2 separate regions of the Mus musculus genome follow, and region 2 is linked to region 1. A link is a loop called in an ENCODE intact Hi-C map of the cell type or tissue named here. Cell type or tissue: heart. All regions are shown on one strand. Each heading gives the region's core, and the rest is flanking DNA. Links, peaks and the distances in the headings are about the cores only. Region 1 overlaps Ccn1 (cellular communication network factor 1). Region 2 has its middle 53 kb from the start of Ddah1.

Region 1 (2,913 bases), core at 227-2,726:
TGCTTCCTTTTTCTGCTTCACAAATGCCCGTGTTCAGTACTTCGCCCTCCAAGCTGACAGCTTATATGCCACCATTGTTCCCTAAAGATTTGCAAGGGCAGCCACTTTCCTAACAGTTCACTGTCACCCAAGTAGGGCACCTAGAGTAGTTCTTGACACATAGTAGGTCCTCAGGGGAAAAAAATCCTGTTGGAATGATTGACAAGAACAGTTGTTCCTGATTGCCTGGATGGGTTCTAAAAATACCAAACAACATACATTCAGATATTAGGTAAATATTTCTTTATTAAATGATTAATTTTATAAATAAATTCTCTTCACTGATATAAAATTAAAATCATTTACAAATTATTCCAGTATTACATTTCCCCTCCCTCCCCAAAAGCTACACTTTGATAAATAAAAAAACATTCAATCTTAAAACACCTGGTTTCTGTTTGCAGTTTTAGAGTGCAGGTAGCTGCCCCAAGGACACTCACAGAGTGTCCCCCCTCCGCTCGGGAAGGAATGAGAGGCGCTTTCATTTACTTCTGTCAAAGGACAAGCAGGGCTTTCACTTGGCCCAACTAATCTTATTTTGTCTCTATTACAATTGTAGAACCAAGAAAGGGGGGGGGGGGTCTGGAGCAAAAAAATACACTTAGCAAATAATTTACAAACAGAAAACAGAACGTCATCCGTAAACATGCTCCAATATGGAGCAATAATGCCCGCTCCAGTACTATGAAGCGAAGTCTTCTCCAACTGCGGCTGCGCTGCTGTCCGTCCACATCAGCCCCTTGGCATTCTCCAACTGCGGCTGCGCTGCTGTCCGTCCACATCAGCCCCTTGGCAGTTTTGAAATACCCTAATGCTACTCAAGAATGAGCAAGGCACCATTCATCCTCCGCCCACCCACGTCTCCATGATGCTTGCGCTTCTCCTCTGTCCAGCCCACACTAGGAACCCTGGAGGCACTTAGTCCCTGAACTTGTGGATGTCATTGAATAGGCTGTACAGTCGGAACGATGCCTCGTTGGGATGCGGGCAGTTGTAGTTACATTTGCAGGACTGGATCATCATGACATTCTTGGAAAACATCTCTCCATCTTCGCATCGGAACCGCATCTTCACAGTTCTGGTCTGCAGAGGTGTGCAGCACCGGCCATCTACGCAGGAGCCGCAGTATTTGGGCCGGTATTTCTTGACACTGGAGCATCCTGCATAAGTAAATCTGACTGGTTCTGGGGATTTCTTGGTCTTGCTGCATTTCTTGCCCTTCTGGAAGAAAGAACAAAAGAAAGCCAAGAATGAGGATTGTTGTTTTTTTGTTTTTGTTTGTTTGTTTGTTTGGAGGTATGCTTTTAACCACTGTACATAGTGTTGGGCTTCATAAAGACAATTTCTTTTCAGATATATCATGGACTTTTCTTTTTTTCTTTTTTGAACAGAGGCTCATATCCCACCCACCTGTGGGGTCATCACGGTCAAGCCCTGAAAGAAACTTACTTTTAGGCTGCTGTACACTGGTTGTCCACAAGGACGCACTTCACAGATCCGGGTCTCTTTCACCAGGCGGCACTCTGGGTTGTCATTGGTAACTCGTGTGGAGATGCCAGTTCCGCAGCTCTTGGAGCACTGGGACCAAGACGTGGTCTGAACGATGCATTTCTGGCCATGGGCGTGCAGAGGGTTGAAAAGAACTCGCGGTTCGGTGCCAAAGACTAGAAAGATAAAGGAAATGGAAGGCTTCTTAGATGCTTGCATACACACACTGGTTTCTACAAAGTTGCAGACCAAGAAAGCATTTCTGCACAGTGTCTTAAGGACTCTATATCCACTTACCAGGAAGCCTCTTCAGTGAGCTGCCTTTTCCAATTGCGATTAACTCATTGTTTCTCGTTAACTCCACCTCCGAGGCATCGAGTCCGAGGAGGTCATCCTGGTCGTCCAGGGAGTCCTTAATGCTGTCTTCATCACAAACCCACTCTTCACAGCACTGCCCGCTGACTTTCACCAGCCGGGGGTTGGGACAGCCCAGATTGGGGAGAGACAGTTCTTGGGGACACAGAGGAATGCAGCCCACGGCGCCATCAATACATGTGCACTGGTGTTTACAGTTGGGCTGGAAGCTTTCCCCGTTTTGGTAGATTCTGGAGTTATATTCACAGGGTCTGCCTTCTGACTGAGCTGCAAAGACGACCAAAAGAGAGAGAGGAGAAGGTTAAGATTCGCCGCCACAGGCTGAAACTCATACATATTTTCCGCTGTTCAATTCAATGTATGGTAAAGTTCCCTACAGTTCCCCCGAGACTCCAGAGCTGAACAATAAGTTAGTCAGGAATCACTTTTCCGTATGCGCTTTTCGTTGGGCCCAGACACTCTGAATTGCATTCCAGACTGCTGAAATCATGTGCCTTTCTGCCAAGCTACCATCAACAAAGCGTCCACCATACATGGTCTCAAAATTACTAAACTTCTGGACTATGGGGACTATTATTTTTTTTAAAGGGGCCAAACCACAAGCCTCTTACCTCTGCAGATCCCTTTCAGAGCGGTGGAGCTGGCGCCGAAATTGCATTCCAACCCCTTGGTGTGGTCGCAGGGCTGAGTTTTGCTGCAGTCCTCGTTGAGTTGTTTAGCGCAGACCTTACAGCAGCCGCAGCCGTCCCGGACCAACCCGACTCCCGGGGCGCACTTGGGTGCCTCCAGAGGGCAGTGGCAGGCGGCGGGGCAGGTGGAGAGCGCCTGCAAGAGGGAGAAGCGCGTGAGATTGCTTTGCATTGCTCGGGGAGGCACGTAAACTGCCCTGAGCCTAGGTCTGGCTGTGGGGCTCCGTCCACCAGAAGTGTCTCGATCGCGTCCCGGCAGCCTGACCACCCCAGCGGCTGCGTCCCAGGAAGAGGCCCCCTGGGCATAAAGCAACAGCTACCT
Region 2 (2,913 bases), core at 158-2,657, 58 kb after region 1:
TGTGTGGGTGCTGGTGAAAGTGTACTGCTGTGCACATTTGGAGGTCAGAGGGCAACTTTGTAGAACCAAGTCTTTCCACTTTTATGATGCCAGGCCCCTGTTTGCATTCTTTGAGCTAAGGTTTTGCTACATGGTTGCTCTCGAAAGCAAGGCGACCCTCCAGTCTCCATGTTACAGGAAAAAACAGAATGTATCCCTCTGTCGACATATAAGGAATCGAGTTGAGCAGGTCAATCAGCTGGCCTGCCCACCTTTCTAATTCCAACTCAGAAAGATATAACTTTTCCTTGTCCTTTTCTGCCTCTTTTGGATGCAGGCCAGAGCCTAAATAGGATCCAAAGAGAGCAAGGAACCCTAGTGCCGGCCCTATGGTTCTCACTCCACAAAATAGGAACTCTTGATCAATTGTGCAGGCTGTGACAAGGCATTAGGAGCAGAGAGCTCTGATGGGTGTAGTCTCTCTCATCTGGCTCCATCCTTCCCCAGAGACTCATGAAACCCTGGGGTATCTGCATCAAGTGACTGACTATGGAGGAAATGTAACCCTAAGCCCAGGGGTGCATCCCTGAAAGAGGGGTGTGACTCAGGAGCTGAGCCATCACTACACACTCCAAATAGACAACAGCATGATTGTGCGTGGAAGTGGGGCAGTGGGAAGTAGGGGTGAGGCTGGGAGAAACTGCTCACTCCAGGACTCACCATACCCCCTTTGTGCCTCCCCTCTGTGGTGAGCCTGTGTTCTGGGTCCCTGAGAGGACATCTCCAAAATGATGACAGGAGAAAAAAAAATGTGTCAAAGATGACAGATAGAAAAATGACATGAAGGTAGGCAGCCACTTTCTGGACCCATTAAACCTTCTGACCTTGGGATCAATGGCAGAACGGTGAGTATGCTCTGTCTGAAACAGTGAGGCTCACCTAGCCGTTTCCTGTAAGAACACGTCACCTCTAAAGATCCCTGGTAGATTACTGGGGGATGAAAATGAGGCAGAGATAGCTACTACTTCACACTGACTTCTGGAAGAGTCACTACAGAGTGTTTACAAAGATCCCACAGATGGCTAAAATTAGCTCATTCTGCACAGAATTATCTGCTGGTGACTCAAGAGAGTGACACAGGCAGGGCTAAGCTGTGAGCTCACCAGGAAGCTCATTCCCTAAAATTATTCTCTGGCAGCCAACGACCCTAGTGCACACCAGCGGGTGCATGATGGGCTATAAATAGTGACCCGTTATGCCATCACCAAGGAGCTGTGTCTTCATTGCTATTTCCTGCAGACCTAAGAACCTTCTGACTGGTTCTCTATTGTCTCTGATACAGAGTAGGGTGTGGGTTGTGTGTGTGTGTGTGTGTGTGTGTGTGCGTGCGCACACACACGCTCACTTGCTCACACACTCACATGCACATGCACACACAAGTAGGTACACATGCATCTCAGAGCATCATTTTAGTTGTATAATATGATAAGATAATCAGAGAATGAGCTAAACAATATGCTTGGTATCACCTGACAACCCAATGACACTCACCACTGAGTTTTGGGTCCTTCAAAGACTTCCACCCATGACCTTGGATTTTTTTTTTTTCCCTATAAGGTGGAAAACATATCCTGTCAGTTGACCTTGGGCAGGTGCTCAACTTGGAAATGTGTTTGGATACATAGGCAGAGGAGATGGTGTGGGTATACTCGCCATTAGAGTGTTTTTTTTCCATTTTTTAAAAATGGTTTTGTTTCTACCTAAGGGTAAGTTTTAGCCAGGTCCAGTGGCAACTGCTTATAATCCTGCACTTAGAAAGGGAAGGCAGGAAGGCCAAGGCTAACAAGACCCTGACTCATAAAGAGGAAAGACAGACACGTACAAGGCCAATTTGCAAGAACTAATATGTCCACTCTCTTCTCAAAGCTGCAATCTCAGTTGCCTCTTTCACATAATCAAACTTGAGTCTGTAGAGTCAGGCAAGTAAGCTATTTAACTCTTCAGTCCCATTAAGTAAAAAATGGTGCCCTCCTTTTCCAGATAGGCCTGTGGCCTGTAACATCTTCTTTCTTGGCGGCTGGCTTCCTTCCCTTTCCATCCCTACTGCGACTTCTCTGTAGTCTTTACCTCAGAACACCGCCACCCTTCCTGTGTGTGGAACGCATCGTGGTTCTGAATGACGCCTTTTCTCCACACGTGTCAGGTCTCTGGAGCCGATGGCACCCCCTGACTCTTGCGCCCACTTTCCTGCTCATGAAGAACTGTGCTGGTTTCTTCCATTCACAGAAGAAGTGTCAGGAAAAAAAATGGACACATTGCCGATTTTCTATTTTTGAAGCCCTGGAATTTTTCTTGTTGGGACACTGAGTGCTCCATGTCTAATTAGACCCTCCCCTCTTAGTCATGTTTGGCTTTATCAATAAATTACACAACTGATAATTAGGAACAGGAGCCCAGTGCGTGCGGCAAAGTGTGTAGGAAGAAGAACATTCAGAGAAATGTGGGGTTGGGATGGTGAGGTGAGAGAGGGGGCATCCAGGTCTAATGATGGGTCAGAAGTTGTTCATCTTTAAGCAAGAGCTTAAAGACTGAACTTTTACTCAGGGTAGGTCATTCTGCTATGTGGGCAGATGGGGTGGGGGGTGGGTGCTCAACAGAAAAACAGTTTTCATTTTTGTGCTTTTTTTTTTTCTGGTCTGTTTTATTTTAAAACCAGATCTTGTGTAGCCCAGGCTGGCCTTGAACTTCCTATACAAAGATCCTCCTCCTTCCACCTCCCCAGTGCTAAGATTACAAGCATATGCCCCCATTGCTTGGTCTATGCAGAGCTGGGGGTCTGAACCCAGGATTTCACGCATGCTGGGCACACATTTTAATAAGCAAGCCTTATCCCCAGCCCCTAACGCAGTCTTCTTTGCATGTGTCTTTAGGGAA

The links. Peaks named below come from ENCODE experiments on the same cell type or tissue, not always from the same donor. Only the 100,000 strongest peaks of a DNase experiment are listed, where the experiment ranks them.
Region 2: it touches region 1 in a loop (3-fold over the local background); 5 of 42 quality-filtered maps call a loop at or near these places.

Annotation. Positions count from the first base shown.
Region 1 is chr3:145,646,709-145,649,621 of GRCm38, forward strand. Ccn1 (cellular communication network factor 1) reads right to left here. Exons shown (of 5, transcript NM_010516.2): 2 at 2,514-2,727; 3 at 1,825-2,169; 4 at 1,489-1,703; 5 at 263-1,260. The coding sequence ends at 958. Among named protein-coding and RNA genes, the nearest start is that of Ccn1, 1.8 kb to the right of the region's middle. In heart, for the core only: CTCF peaks have their summits at 1,515 and 2,695 (motif pointing right); DNase peaks (open chromatin) are centred at 833, 1,583 and 2,613; H3K4me3 peaks cover 1,852 bases; H3K27ac peaks cover 1,218 bases.
Region 2 is chr3:145,704,422-145,707,334 of GRCm38, forward strand. No RefSeq gene overlaps it. Among named protein-coding and RNA genes, the nearest start is that of Ddah1, 53 kb to the right of the region's middle. In heart, for the core only: no CTCF peak of the experiment used is centred there; a DNase peak (open chromatin) is centred at 1,170; H3K27ac peaks cover 2,039 bases.